2 separate regions of the Homo sapiens genome follow, and region 2 is linked to region 1. Evidence: chromatin loops called from intact Hi-C (ENCODE). Cell type or tissue: mammary epithelial cell. All regions are shown on one strand.

Region 1 (8,000 bases):
CAGGTGCAGACTTTCTAAAGACTTAGGTTTTGGAGATCTCTCTGGTCTCCGCCAGGGATACGACACTATGCTAAGCACTGACAGGGTTACTTCATCTATAAACGTCCCAGGCACGAGTGGGAAAACAAGCAGAACTTGTTTTTTATGACACCAACCTAAGGCCTCATTTTAATTTGTTCTGGAAAGACTATTAGTCCTGATGCATTGACTGCAAATCTGCTAATAAACTATCCAACTCCTAGTTGGTGAAGGTGCCAATTTTGAGTATTTGGGGACCCCTTGCAATAGTAGGTACCAAGCTGTCCTGGGTTAATGACGCCACCTGGTGGCTGGTGTCGGGGTGGGCGAGTCCCCTGCATTTTTGCGCTTCAGTTCTAGAATCAGGAGTCCGTCAGCAAACAAAGAGGAAATGTATAATCAGGGCCATAAAGATGACAGAAAGGGATGTGGGAGGGAAGGGTGAGGTCGTGGGGTTTCAGACAGACTGGTCAGGGGAGGCCTCTCTGAGGGGGCGGCATTTAAGCTGAGACTTTCCTGAGGAGAGATCAGTCATGCAAAGATCTGAGGAAAAGAGCACTCCAGGCAGGAGCAGTGGTGATCGCAAAGGCCATGAGTTGAAGTGAGTGATTCTGTTTTAGCAACAGAGGGCACCCTGGCCAGCCAGCACCGAGGCAGTGTAGAGGGAGATCGTGGGAGTCCTTGCTGGGCGGGGGGCAGCTGATTCTGAGTGGAAAGGGATTGGGAATTGGGCAGGAGAGTAGTGTAGCACTAGGCTTTATTCCTTCATTCTCCGGGTCATTCCTCATGCTTTAGTTAGTTCCACTTCAGAAGGCCTTTGTTCGGGTATCACAGAAAAATTTCTCTTCCCTCAGTCAATTTTCCATTCCATTCCATTGGGACCAATCACAAGGCTAACCTTGGCCAATAAATGCGCCGTAGCCTTGGAGACCCCTCCTTGAGCAGCTGAAGGGTGACCACACACCCAGCCAGCACCAGCACCAGCACCCCCACCTGGAGAGGTCCATTTCCTTAACATCCCAGCACAGGGACACCATGCTGTCCCCATAGCTGTGCACTACCAAGCCACCCACTTTTGCAGAGAAGGAAGCTGAGGGTTAGAGACCTCCACCAGGTACCCCAGGGGTTAGAGATGCAAGTGCCGGAGCCGGGGAGCCTGGAACTAGCTACTGAATCTCTCTCAGTTCATACCATAAATGGGAGCTCTGTCTAGTAAAGAAGACCGATGGCAAAGAAGAACTACATAAATAAATACATCATTATAATTCTGTGTCTACAAAATCATATGTATATAATAATGTGGCCACCTCCTGAGTTGGAATATGCACAACTCCTAAAGTCAATGCTCTCACGGAGGAGCCTGGGCCACTACCGGACGGGGCTGAGTGCCTGAGACAGCCTGCCTGTAGCCTTCATCTCAAGCCACTCAGCCTGAGTCAGGGCGGCTGCTCTGAGCCCACGTGGACGGCCCCACTCTGTCCTTGCCTCACCTCTGCAACCTGAGGCTTGGGGCCGTCTCTCAGTTCTGCCTTCCCATTGCCTGCTTCAACTGTCCACTGTCCACACTTGTCCCTTTGATGTCCCCCTTCAGCCATTCTGGGGAAACACTTTGTCGTGCCCTGTTGCCCCTGGGGCCTCACATCCCAAAGTGGGGCTCTTAGCCTGGTAAGATTCATTGCAGCCTCTCCGATGGGCACAGGGCCTAACTTCCACTGTACACAGAGGGTCCCTCCTTCTTCCCCAGAGTATACATCCCTTCTCAGTAAGCCTGCCTTCCTCAAGCCCCAGAATTCAAGAGCAGTATAAAGAGCAATTTGCATGCAATATAATGAAGATAGAACCTCTTGTTAATAGTCTTGCCCTGGTACTTCTAGGCTCTCATCTTATAAAAGTGTGTTGATTAAAATCCTTCAAAAACACTCCCTTGGGTATAGCTGTAAGGAGCCTCTAAACAGTGGGGGCAGTTGGGATCTTGACTGGGACCAGTATTGGGCTATCCTTGGTCTCACAGTAGAAGGTGATGTCATCTCCACCCTGAAAATAAACAGAGAACAAGAAAAAGAGGAGCTCGTTTCAGCCATTCTGACAAGGTGGGCTCTTGGTGGGGCAGGGATTGCTTTTCCTAAGAGGCCAGGTATTAGCCAGACCAGAGCCTGGTGGCCCTTCTCATACCATGATGTGTATTTGAAGCTCCTGGGTGGGGCTTTTGTCAACCTGCAGATTCCGGCTCAATAAGTCTAGGGCAGGGCCTGGGAGTCTGCATTTCTATCAAGCTCCCAGTAAATGCTCATGCTGCCAGTCTAGGGAGGATACTTGCTGGTAGCTTGTTGTTAGATACTTGTTAGTAGCTTGTTAGATACTTGTTAATAGCTTGTTAGAAGGGCAGAACCCTGAGCCCCACATCAGACCTATGAATGCAACCTGCCTGTCAACAAGATCCCTGGTGACCCCTGTGCATGTCACCACGTTAGAAGGCCAGTTTCTAGGGCTTGCCTGCATCCTGTGCCCACGAAAGACATCACTAATCAATCAGGACATTCTGATGAGAGTCAAGATCCTTGTCTACACAGTGCTGCCAGTGCCCCACCAATGCCTGAGAGGCAGCATGGGGAAGAAACTAAAAAGACTGAGAAGAATCAGCCCTGATACATGGCTAATGAAACAGGAGAGAGAGAAGCGAGTCGGGGCAGAGTTGGGTGTTCAGAAACCCAAAGCCAGATAGATTCCTAGAAGAAGCCCCAAAAGTGTCTGCTGTGTTGCAGTGAAGCATAAATACAAGTGAAGGGATGGGTGTTGGGGGAATGGAGCCTGGCATGAGCCAGAGAAGAGTCTGGAGCTGCTGAAAGCCGCCTGTAGCACAGATCAGAGAGAAGACCGGGAAGAAAGTTCTAGAAGGGTTGAGAAGCTGCCCGCCCAGCTGGAGGCTTCTTGGCCAGGGCTGAAGGAAGAGACTGAAGTCCATCTCCCTAGCAAGAAAGTCTCTCAAGTGACATAAACCGAGCATCCACCATACGCCAGGCAGGGGCTGGCCCTGTCACATCAGCGATCTCAGTTGCATTTCTCATCCCATGAAGGAGGAACCATCATCTTCTACAGACGAGGAATCTGTGACCAAGGGAGATGAAACAATGAGGCTGGCAAATGCCCCGTGGGAATCCTTCCCAGTCTACCCGCCTGCAAGGCTAAACTCCTAGGCTCATACACACTTATCCTTTGCCATTATTTATCCTTTTGCAATTCCTTTGCAAATTTCTATTGGGGGGTCTGGGTTGTCTTGTCTGTGAGAGGGACAGGTAGGGATGGGGATGAGGTGGGCACCCAGGGCCCAACAGAGCAGCCAGCTCAGGGGTGATGCCTCACAGCCAGTAGGACAAGGTTCTGGGTGGTGCTTTCTGTGAGCTTCATCAAGGGTCAGGCAGCAGTGACGTCTTGTCTATCTTCTTGCAAATGTACTTGTCGCACCTCCACCTCACCTACCCCCATGACTCCCTTGCTGAGCAGGAATTACTACTCCCATCTTCAGAAAAGGAAACAGTGGTTGAAAAAGATTAGGCCCAATTTCTCCCTGAGCTGAGAACAGCACCCACATCTGTTTGATCTCAAAGCTAGGAACCCATTTTAGGCTTATGGAGAAGCGAGTAGGCTTTTGTGGGCTAGCCTGGGCACTAATCACCAGTTCTAGCATCATGTCTGTGGTGCAACTGAAGTTTTGGGCACTGTACTGTGAACAAGCTCTTGCAATGCCATTTATTGCTAAGTTGGGAAATACCTGCTTCTCTCATAGAAGGAACTTCAGTGGCAACTTCCTACTCAACTTGGTCCTGTGACATCTAGTGGCCAACAGGAGAAGTGCAGTGAAATCTCTGGACATTGTAAGCAGGTGGAAAAGCTTAGGACTTCCTGGGATTAAAAAAAAAATGCGCTGAAATTCATGATAGCTGAAGTATCCATGGAATATAGAAGATGCACATTGACATGCACCTTATAAAGTCTATAATCCCATGTTTTGTTCCTAATATTCATGTTTATTTACTCTCACTGGTGGAAAATACACCATATCCAATTCATTGTCTCTTAATTGATGAACTATCTTTGCAAATAATATAATATATAATACAATGTAATGTATAATAGAGTGTAATGTGATGCAAACTCAGTGCTTGCAGATATGCTCAATAATAAAGGACATTATAGGTATGAAAATACTATAGGTCACTAATTAATCTATTCCCCTGGGGGTGGAGTGTTTTAGAATCACCATAATGCCATATGAAACTAGATGAAAATATACATAAATAGGTTTCCTCTCTGCTACATACATAACAGGCTTCCTGTCTGCCTAAACATGTTATAAGACATGATGTGCTTTATAGACGCTTTCTGATTACAGGGGAACCTCAAGAGTGCTGCCTGAGTAACTCTCATTACACAAAGACACAACTGCAAGAGGATCCCCAGGCATTCCCATGAGAACACAGATTCTGACAACCCCTCCATCCCCCACCTTGGTCTCCACCCCAGGACTCACAGCATGGCAAAAATCCAAGGGAAGATTCTTGGGTAACTAATGCTCCTTTACAGGGGGTCCCGGATGAAGGGCAGGGGGAAAGTCTTGTCACTGTGGGGCTAGGATAGATGAACCCAAGAGTGATTTGCCAAACGTGCACATACTCAAATCATTTTTCAAACATTTTGGGTTTGGCAAAATGCATGTTGCTAAGCCCCCTTTCCCGACAGTGGTATACCCATGTGAATTTCAAGGGAAATTCAATGTGTGTGTTTCTGATTCTCTTAGGCTTATCTCAGGACAATTATTTAGCAAGAACCACTTTGTGTCCAAGAATCTTCCTGAACCCTTTCTTTTGTAAGACCCCTTAAACAATTTTCCTTTTAACCAGGAAGTATGTTTTGTCTGGAGTAAATTGAACTGAAACCCCAAGAAGTGTGGTTCAAAATTCAGAATTCTTGAATTTTGAAGGAGATTGGAAAGTCTGCAAACAACTTCTCACATCACTGAGACTTGCCGGTGGTGGTATTGAGGGGTGTGAAGTATTATGAGCAAAATTCACTGATTATATGGAGTGACATTTTGTTTACTTTAAAACAAAGTCTGACTTCTTGCTGCCTGATTTGAGTGCTGGCCTGACCAAGTATCTTCCAGGTCTGGGTGACCCAGGGACTTTTTCAGTCACTCAATCTTTCTGAGTGTTGGTGCCTTCCTCAGTAGATGTGAGGACACAACTAACACCTATGAGCACCAGAGGATGGCAGCTCCACGGGGCTTTTGTACCAAAGAGATTCTCTTCCCTAGTAGGACCTCATCATCCAATGAATCAGTGAGCTTACTCCATTTATTCCATCCCAGAGCTAGTTTTTGTCTTTGTTTTTTAACATACTATAAACCTGAGCACAGCGCATCAAGGTTATTTGATTAAGGTCAAAATAACAGAGATGGTGATAAGAGTTTTATGTCTGTGCTGCTCCGTTTATACAAAAATGAGATCATTATTCCACTTGAGTTAAAATTTTGCTCTTCTTGTCATAGCGATGGCCAACAGCCAGCTATGCTGCTTAGGATTAAGTTGGCCACATATAACAGAAAACCCAAATGGTGGGCTTTAATAATATAGGGATTTTCCTTTTTCTCACATGAAAAAAAAATCCAAGAAAAAATATCCAGGGATGAAGGGCTGGTTCCAGGGCCATCAGGGACCCACGTTCTTCCTAAGTGTCTCTTCCAACTTCCTTACCATGGAACTTGCATTTCAGAATTGCATTATGGTTACATGATGGCTGCTGGAGACCCAGCTCTCATGTCTGTGTTCCAGGCAGCAGAAAGGAAGAAGAGCCTTTCAGCTGACTCAGTCCCATGTAAAGAGTTTCTTTGGTCCTGAACTCCTGGCCTCAAGTGATCCTCCCACTTCGACCTCCCAAAGTGCTGGGATTACAGGCATAAGCCACCATGCCTAAGAGCTTCTTTGGAAGCCCAAACCAAAAACTTCAGCTTATACTTCTGCAAGAGAGGCTGGGAAATATGTTTATCAAAGCCCACTACCACCCTCGATAACATGGGATTCCACTGGCAAGAAAGGAGAGAACTATTGGGTACTCAACCAACTCTCTCGACCTTACCCTCCATGTTCTCTCCTGGCTGGGCCACAACTCTCATCCACTGGAAGACAGACCAAGGGGAAATCTCTGGCAGCTGTGAACTGGCAGGCTGTGTGTGTGTGCATGTGTGTGTGTGCATGTGTGCATGCATGTGTATGTGTGTATGTGTGTGTGCATGTGTGTGTGGCTTCACTGGGGCCTGACCCACAAATACCATGATGTCTCTTTGCTTTTATGTAATGAGTTCTCCGTTGGCTTCTGCCTGGTCCAAGACTGATTTGCCTCAGCCTAACATTGTGTAGTGAAGGCCTTTCCCAGGGCCAGAAAGGACTGGCAGGGCTGGAGAGAAAGCAGCTGGTGGAGCTGTGTGGTGGGCTGGCAGCTCCTTTCTCTTCACCTTGTTTGGGTGTTATCAGCTCCTCTTTCTCCAACCTGGGGTGCTCCTGCCTCGATATCATCAATCACTGATGGAAACTCGCAGGGAAAAGATTTGTTTGTGTGTTCCTTGAGGACAGAACAATGTTGTAGTATTTGATGGGTCTTAATATACGGTGAGCTTCAAAGGTAAGTAGTTGCCTATTCTAGTCAGGTTGAGGCGATACCGAATGACTCACATGAAACATGGAATTGACTTCATTGATACCAGCAAGGAGGTGCTCACAGTGAAGTCAGCCCTCCCTCACCACAGGGGCACATGCCACCCCCATTTTGTAGCCAAAAAACCTGAAGTTAGGTCGCCTCCCTGAGTCACCCAAGCACTGGCCTGAGTGCTGCACAGTGGGGTGACCGGGCTTCCCTACATCAAAGAACTACCCTCAGCCCAGGGGCCTGGCTGTCTAGGAAGGGTTCAGAAGGCACACCCAAGACTCAGGCCCCTGCCTCAACTCCACAACACTGAGGGAGGTGAGTAGACTGGGTGGGAGGGGCAGCTCTGCAGCTGGCCAGAGGCTGCGGGGACACAAGGGGTACTCAGCAGACCTGGGCGTCTCTCCACAAGGCTCAGGTACCAGATCTGAAATAACATGAAACACAGTAGGGGGTTCATCAACGTCATCATCATTATTCACTACGTTTGCTTCAGACCTCAACATCACCCACAGATGATTATGGGTTTAGAAATGGAATGAGGTTGAACTTAGGGGGTGACCACCTGACTTCTGTTTTATCTTTGTCTTTTATTCATGCTTCTTTTTACTGAGTGGTCATCCGCAAACAAGCCTGCAACATGACATGTCTTGGACTCAGCTCATTTGATGCACCAACAAGACAAACAGCAGACAACGGCAGCACCACAGAGCTGGAAACAAAATGAATAAATACTTTTTCACAATGAAATGAGCAGAGGGACTGTTGACTTGGGGGGCTCCCGCAAGCCAGAGACAAGTGGGGGGAACTTGCTGACTTCCAAGAAGAAAAGCCAGCAAAGAGGAACCAGTCTCCAGGAAGAATATGAAAATGAAGAGCTGGTATGTAGGTAGCACTTCTTGAGAGCCTTATCTTGCTTAAGCCTCCCCAAACACTGTAAAGTAAGTGGGAAGGAGATTATGGAAAAGAACACTGAAGTTCAGAGAGATCAATATCCCATCCAAGGGTGCATAGCTGGGACTCAGTTCAGGGATGTGAGCAGAAGGGGCTGGGCCTCTGCCATCTCCGATGCTCAGGCACCTCATCACTGAACCAAACACCCAGCAACCCACTGTGAGCAAAAATAAATCTTCCTCCTTCCCGGCCCCTGTGGTCCCTGCCTCTGAGGCCACAGCTAGGAGATATGGTTCCTAGGAAAGGCACAACGAAAAGGGATACTCCCGCCATTTTTGACCTTCAAAGCCCTTCGTGTCTTCACTATGCCCTATGCAGCCCCAGTGACATGG
Region 2 (8,000 bases), 200 kb before region 1:
TTGAAAAACTTCTTGGTGAATAAGAGGCAACATTACATTTCATTTTCTGGATGTATCTTTCCACCCACCCACACCAACCCCCCAAGAAAATCTAGTTACTGCGACCCAGTAACAACCAGCAAGCTTGAGGTATGTTCAAGTTCAGACAGAGAGTGATGTGGCGATGACTGGAAACCCATGCCCAGCTCTGAAGGGGTTTCGCCTGCACGTGGGCTTCAAACGGGGCTGTCCTCCCAGGGGCGGCTGCTGGAGCACCGAGGGATGGACAGCACTCCCAGCGCGGGAGCAGCAGCCGGTTCACCCCTGCGGGGCTAGGAGCTTTCTGCAAGAGATGGCTCGGCTCAGCTGACTCCTGGCAGGAATTTGCCTGCCTTCCGAGGGTGGGTCCAGCCCCCACCACCATCACAGGAGTCTGGAGAGCGGGAGAAGACCTGATTGCTTCCCCCTGGGTAAAGTGAGCCCTGAATGAGGCAGGCTTTTGTAGATGGATCTATACGTTTGACGGCCTCATTCTCTGAATCCTGAATCAAGACTTAGATCTCTCAATGAGCTTTCATGCTGTTTGGAGGTTTAGGAGGCAGCTTGGGAGAGGGTATTTTGTAGCTGAAATGTGAATTTCTGGGACATTTTGACAGCTTATGAGGACTGAGGTTTAGACACTTGGAATTGTAACTTTCCTGGAGATTCCAGGGTGTTTGGTCGGCGTATTGGTTTGTGAGGGCTGTTTCAGAGTGCCACAGCCTGGGGACTTAAACAGCAGAAATGGATCGTCTCTCAGTTCTGGAGGCTGAAAGACAAAAATCAAGGTGCTGGCAGGGTGGGGTCCTACTGAGGGCTGGGAGGGAAACTCTGCTCCAGGCCTCTCTCTAGCTTCGGGGAGGGTTTCTGGAGATCTTTGGCATCCCTTGGCTTGTTGAAAACTCATCCTGATCTGTGCCTTCATGTCCATGTGGCAGTCTCCCCGTGTGTGTCTCTCTCTGTCCACGTCTCTCCTTTTTATTTTATTTATTTATTTATTTATTTATTTATTTATTTATTTATTTATTTTTCTGAGACGGAGTTTCACTCTGTCGCCCAGGATGGAGTGCAATGGCAAGATCTCGGCTCACTGCAAGCTCCGCCTCCCAGGTTCATGCCATTCTCCTGCCTCAGCCTCCTGAGTAGCTGGGACCAGAGGCGCCCGCCACCACGCCCGGCTAACTTTTTGTATTTTTAGTAGAGACAGGGTTTCACCAAGTTAGCCAGCATGGTCTCAATCTCCTGACCTTGTGATCTGCCTGCCTCAGCCTCCCAAAATGCTGGGATTACAGGCGTGAGCCACTGCGCCTGGCCCTCATCTCCTTTTTATAAGGACACCAGTCTCATTAGATTAGGGCCCACCCTAATGACCTCATCTTAACTTGGTGCAGCCTGCAAAGACCCTATTTATTAGTAAATTGCAGTCTGCAGCGCTCGGGGTTAGGATTCAACACATGAATTTTAGTTGGGAACACAATTCCACCCATCAGAGTCACCATATTTGGCTCCACTTAGCCATGGCCTGCTTGGTGCAGTCATCCTCCACCTGCTCATAGCACACTTGATTAAGACTGGAAGGATGAGGGCTCACTTTTCAAAGCGTGCTCATTGAAGTGGCAGGAGGCTGTGAATCACAGGGACCCCGTGCTGGGAGCACTGGGTATACGTGGAAGTCGCTTCAGGGAGAGAAGAGGAGATGGGGAGAGTTGGGATGTTTACACTATTGCCTGGGAAGTGATGGGCTCTGCTCCCGGGCTGCCTCACCCCAGCCCTGTTAATACATTGGCTGTTCAGGACCCTTTCCCCAGAGCCCCAGGCTGGGTTCTGGCACGAAGGCCCACACCCACAATGGAAAGGCTCGAGGTATTGGAAAGTAAGTCCCCCCGCCCCCACAAGACTTCCTGAGAGCTGCCAGGTGAGCATGGCAGGAGGTGACCACACTGTTTTAATATCTGGAAGTCACCAGAAAGGGGCGAGCCCTGCCGATGGTTCTGTTGTTAAAGGGGCCATTTCCAGCGCAGCTTTGGGGGCACAGGTAGAAACAAACGTTTCATGAATGAACCTCCACCCGGCGATTGCTCTTCAACGTGGAAATGGCAGCACTGCGTAGCAGGGAGGGGAACTCTGCACTGGGGGTCTACTGGGGAGAACTTAAGGAAAGCTCATTTGCATCTTGAGTTAAAGCACCCTGGGCGCTGTGCCTCTGTCTGGGAATCTCTGTGGGTGTGTGGAATTAGATGCACCTGCGTTCAAGTCCTGACTGCACACCTCTGTGCTGCGTGGTGATGGGTAAGCCACCTCACTCCCAGAGACTCAGTTCCCACACAGGGACAGTGGGTACAGGGCTCCTGTGAAGAGGACCCAGATGATGGGTGTCAACAGGCACTGGCAAATGACAGCCGGCAAGTTAAGCAAGCTGCGTCCAGCCACATCGCCCAGCCTCCTCCTTGCTGGGGTCATTTCCCCCACCCGACCTCATTGCAGAATCCATACTTTTACAGATGGAGGCAAAAAGCACTCCCTAAAATACTCATGAGTCTAATTCCTGTGACTCTAACCCAAAATACTCCTGACTTTAAACCAAGACTACCCCAGTTTTTTCCTTTTTAAGAGGAATTACCCAATAGAGCTTGGAATTTGTTTATTAGTGGTTATTTGTGCACATTTGCAAAAGGGGGAGACCAGTTGGAGACCACAGTATTTATGAAAAGAAAAAAAGCTCGTGTCCTGTTTTCATGTGTGTGTGTGTTTTAATGAGTCATTCGCTACAGCGTGATCTGCTGGGCACGGGGATTACCGAATATTCTAGAGTCTAAGGCTCTGGATTTTACCGTTATTGTAAGAGGCACCATCAGAGCAGTAACAGCTTTTCAGAAGGGAAAAATGCCACCATCTTAACATACGCGTCCATTGTAAAAGTCATCATGAATTCAGAAATGTTAAAAAGAGGGGAAATGTCAACCAGGAAATATGGTGTGTGAATGCTGACCATCCGGCAGAGGGCAGGACAGCCACAGCCTCAGTAGAGGGTGGGACACAGAGCAGGGGACAGTCTGGGGGTTGCTGTTGAGTGTGGGCTTGGAAAGGCAGCTCTGTGTGGGTGGGAGCCTCATATGCGTGAGATCGGCCCAAATGTGCCCCCTCAGAAAAGCACAGGTTGTACTTTTCATCTCCACGTCCCGCTTAAGGAACCCATTTTTGGACTTTCTGTTTTTAATTGTAGATTGATAAATTATAGTTGTATATGTTTATGGAGTACAAAGAGTTGTTTTCATCCATGAATACAATGTGAAAAAATTAAATCAAGCTAATTAACATATCACCTCAAAACTTTTCATTTTTTTGTGGTGAGAACATTTGAAGTTTACTCTTAGTGATGTTAAAATGTACTATACATTATTATTTACTATTTTATTATGATGTGCACTATATCTCCAAGGAAAATAAAATTCCTCCTCCTTTTAATTGAGGCTCTGTACCCTTTGACCATTGCCTTTCAATTTTCCCTAACCCCTGGCTCTAGTAACTGCCATTCTATCCTCTGCTCCCTTCCCTCCCTCCTTCCCCTCTCCCTTTCCCTTTTTTTTTTTTTTTTTTTTTTTTTTTTTTTTTTTTTTTTTGAGATAAGGTCTCACTCTGTCACCCAGGCTAGAGTGCAGTGGCGTGACCCTGGCTCACTGCAGTTTCGACCTTTCAGGCTCAAGCAATCCTCCCGACTCAGCCTCCGGAGTAGCTGGGCCCACAGGCCTGTGCCACCACACCTGGCTATTTTTTTTTTTATCTTTTGTTGAGATGGGGGTATCACTATGTTGCCAGGGATGGTCTCTAACTCTCCAGCGTTCCTCCCATCTCAGCCTCTCAAAGTACTGAGATTACAGGCATCAGCCACCAGGCCCAGCCATCTGCTTGTTTTCGATTCCACATGTAAGTGAGAACATGTGGTATTTGTCTTCCTGTGCCTGGCTTATTTCACTTAGCATAATGTTCTTCAATTCCATCCGTGTGGCTGCAAATGGCAGAATTTCCTTCTTTTTAAAGCTAATAGTACTCCATTGTATATATGTACCACATTTCCCTTATCCGTTCATCTGTTGATGGACGCTTAGGTTGATACTATATCTTGGCTATTGTGAATAATGCCACAGTGAACATGGGAGTGCAGATACCTCTTTCACATACTGATCTCAAATGTTTTGGCTAAATCACCAGAAGGGTGATTGCTGGATCTATGGTAGTTCTATTTTTATTTTTTTGAGGAACCTCTATAGAGTTTTCCACAATGGCTGTACTAATTTACCAACAGTGTTCAAGCGTTTCCTTTGCTTCATATATATATTTTTAATTAGGTCTTGAGGCTTACTTTTGTTTTTTCAGACTGAGATGAGGTTTTGAATCCATTTTTTGGTATGTGAAAGTTTTTTTTATATATACTTTAAGTTCTAGGGTACATGTGCACAACGTGCAGGTTTGTTACATAGGTATACATGTGCCATGTTGGTTTGCTGCACCCATTAACTTGTCATTTACATTAGGTATATCTCCTAATGCTATCCCTTCCCCCACCACAGGCCCCAGTGTGTGATGTTCCCCGCCCCATGTCCACGTGTTCTCATTGTTCAATTCCCACCTATGAGTGAGAACATGCAGTGTTTGGTTTTCTGTCCTTGTGATAGTTTGCTGAGAATGATAGTTTCCAGCTTCATCCATGTCTCTGCAAAGGATATGAACTCATCTTTTTTATGGCTGCATAGTATTCCTTGGTGTATATATGCCACATTTTCTTAAACCAGTCTATCATTAATGAACATTTGAGTTGGTTCCAAGACTTTGCTATTGTGAATAGTGCCACAATAAACATATGTGTGCATGTGTCTTTATAGTAGCATGATTTATAATCCTTTGGGTGTATACCCAGTAATGGGATCACTGGGTCAAATGGTATTTCCAGTTCTAGATCCCTGAGGAATCGCCACACTGACTTCCACAATGGTTGAACTAGTTTACAGTCCCACCAACAGTGTAAAAGTGTTCCTGTTTCTCCACATCCTCTCCAGCACCTGTTGTTTCCTGACTTTTTAATGATTGCCATTCTAACTGGTGTGAGATGGTATCTCACTGTGGTTTTGATTTGCATTTCTCTGATGGCCAGTGATGATGAGCATTTTTTCATGTGTCTGTTGGCTGCATAAATGTCTTCTTTTGAGAAGTGTCTGTTCATATCCTTTGCCCACTTTTTGATGAGGTTGTTTGTTTTTTTCTTGTAAATTTGTTTAAGTTCTTTGTAGATTCTGGATATTACCCCTTTATCAGATGGGTAGATTACAAAAATTTTCTCCCATTCTGTAGGTTGCCTGTTCACTCTGATGGTAGTTTCTTTTGCTGTGCAGAAGCTCTTTAGTTTAATTAGATCCCATTTGTCAATTTTGGCTTTTGTTGCCATTGCTTTTGGTGTTTTAGTCATGAAGTCCTTGCCCATGCCTATGTCCTGAATGCTATTGCCTAGGTTTTCTTCTAGGGTTTTTATGGTTTTAGGTCTAACATTTAAGTCTTTAATCCATCTTGAATTAATTTTTGTATAAGGTGTAAGGAAGGGGTCCAGTTTTGGCTTTCTACATATGGCTAGCCAGTTTTCCCAGCACCATTTATTAGATAGGGAATCCTTTCCCCATTTCTTGTTTTTGTCAGGTTTGTCAAAGATCAGATGATTGTAGATGTGTGGTGTTATTTCTGAGGCCTCTGTTCTGTTCCATTGGTCTATATCTCTGTTTTGGTACCAGTACCATGCTGTTTTGGTTACTGTAGCCTTGTCATATAGTTTGAAGTCAAGTAGTGTGATGCCTCGAGCTTTGTTCTTTTTGCTTAGGATTGTCTTGGCAATTTGGGCTCTTTTTTGGTTCCATATAAAGTTTAAAGTAGTTTTTTCTAACTCTGTGAAGAAAGTCATTGGTAGCTTGATGGGGATGACATTGAATCTATAAATTACCTTGGGCAGTATGGCCATTGTCACGATATTGAGTCTTCCTATCCATAAGCATAGAATGTTCTTCCATTTGTCTGTGCCCACTTTTATTTCATTGAGCAGTGGTTTGTAGTTCTCCTTGAAGAGGGCCTTCACATCCCTTGTAAGCTGGATTCCTAGGTATTTTATTCTCTTTGTAGCAATTGTGAAAGGGAGTTCACTCATGATTTGGCTCTCTGTTTGTCTGTTATTGGTGTATAGGAATACTTGTGATTTTTGTACATTGATTTTGTATCCTGAGACTTTGCTGAAGTTGCTTATCAGCTTAAGGAGATTTTAGGCTGAGATGATGGGGTTTTCTAGATATACAATCATATCATCTGCAATCAGGGACAATTTGACTTCCTCTTTTCCTAATTGAATACCCTTTATTTATTTCTCCTGCCTGATTGCCCTGGCCAGAACTGCCAATACTATGTTGAATAGGAGTGGTGAGAGAGGGCATCCTTGTCTTGTGCCGGTTTTCAAAGGGAATGCTTCCAGTTTTTGCCCATTCAGTATGATATTGGCTGTGGGTTTGTCATAAATAGCTCTTATTATTTTGAGATATGTTACATCAATATCTAGTTTATTGAGAGTTTTTAGCATGAAGGGCTGTTGACCTTTGTTGAAGGCCTTTTCTGCATCCGTTGAGATAATCGTGTGGTTTTTGTCGTTGGTTCTGTTTATGTGATGGATTACATTTATTGATTTGCGTATGTTGAACCAGCCTTGCATCCCAGGGATGAAGCTGACTTTATTGTGGTGGATAAGCTTTTTGATGTGCTGCTGGATTCAGTTTGCCAGTATTTTATTGAGGATTTTCACATCAATGTTCATCAGGGATATTGGTCTAAAATTCTCTTTTTTTGTTGTGCTCTGCCAGGCTTTGGTATCAAGATGATGTTGGCCTCATAAAATGAGTTAGGAAGGATTCTCTCTTTTTCTATTGATTGGAATAATTTCAGAAGGAATGGTACCAGCTTCTCTTTGTACTTCTGGTAGAATTCGGCTGTGAATCTGTCTGATCCTGGATTTTTTTTGGTTGGTAGGCTATTAATTATTGCCTCAATTTCAGAGCCTGTTATTGGTCTATTGAGAGATTCAACTTCTTCCTGGTTTAGTCTTGGGAGGGTGTACATGTCCAGGAATTTATCCATTTCTTCTAGATTTTCTAGTTTATTTGCGTAGAGGTGTTTATAGTATTCTCTGATGGTAATTTGTATTTCTGTGGGATCGGTGGTGATAAGCCCTTTATCATTTTTTATTGCATCTTTTTGATTCTTCTCTCTTTTCTTCTTTATTAGTCTTGCTAGCGGTCTATCAATTTTGTTGATCTTTTCAAAAAACCAGCTCCTGGATTCACTGATTTTTTGAAGGGATTTTTGTGTCTCTGTCTCCTTCAGTTCTGCTCTGATCTTAGTTATTTCTTGCCTTCTGCTAGCTTTTGAATGTGTTTGCTCTTGCTTCTCTAGTTCTTTTAATTGTGATGTTAGGGTGTCAATTTTAGATCTTTCCTGCTTTCTCTTGTGGGCATTTAGTGCTATAAATTTCCCTCTACACACTGCTTTAAATGTGTCCCAGAGATTCTGATATGTTGTGTCTTTGTTCTCATTGGTTTCAAAGAACATCTTTATTTCTGCCTTCAATTCGATATTTACCCAGTAGTCATTCAGGAGCAGGTTGTTCATTTCCCATGTATTTGTGCAGTTTTGAGTGAGTTTCTTAATCCTGAGTTCTAATTGATTGCACTGTGGTCTGAGAGACAGTTTGTTGTGATTTCTGTTCTTTTACATTTGCTGAGGAGTGTTTTACTTCCAACTATGTGGTCAATTTTGGACTAAGTATGATGTGGTACTGAGAAGAATGTATATTCTGTTGATTTGGGGTGGAGAGTTCTGTAGATGTCTATTAGGTCCGCTTGGTGCAGAGCTGAGTTCAAGTCCTGGGTATCCTTGTTAACCTCTGTCTCGTTGATCTGTCT

Evidence for each region. Peaks named below come from ENCODE experiments on the same cell type or tissue, not always from the same donor. Only the 100,000 strongest peaks of a DNase experiment are listed, where the experiment ranks them.
Region 2: a loop joins it to region 1, with 11 times the contacts of the local background. A loop is called at or near these places in 32 of 110 quality-filtered maps.

What each region holds. Positions count from the first base shown.
Region 1 is chr15:100,869,415-100,877,414 of GRCh38, forward strand. It overlaps GCAWKR (gastric cancer associated WDR5 and KAT2A binding lncRNA), which reads left to right. Exons shown (of 4, transcript NR_160703.1): 4 at 4,409-7,464. Among named protein-coding and RNA genes, the nearest start is that of ALDH1A3, 6.4 kb to the right of the region's middle. In mammary epithelial cell, CTCF peaks have their summits at 320 (motif pointing left) and 3,850 (motif pointing left); a DNase peak (open chromatin) is centred at 3,797.
Region 2 is chr15:100,669,150-100,677,149 of GRCh38, forward strand. No RefSeq gene overlaps it. Among named protein-coding and RNA genes, the nearest start is that of ASB7, 71 kb to the left of the region's middle. RefSeq lists an enhancer at 327-826. In mammary epithelial cell, a CTCF peak has its summit at 3,029 (motif pointing right); no DNase peak of the experiment used is centred here; H3K27ac peaks cover 396 bases.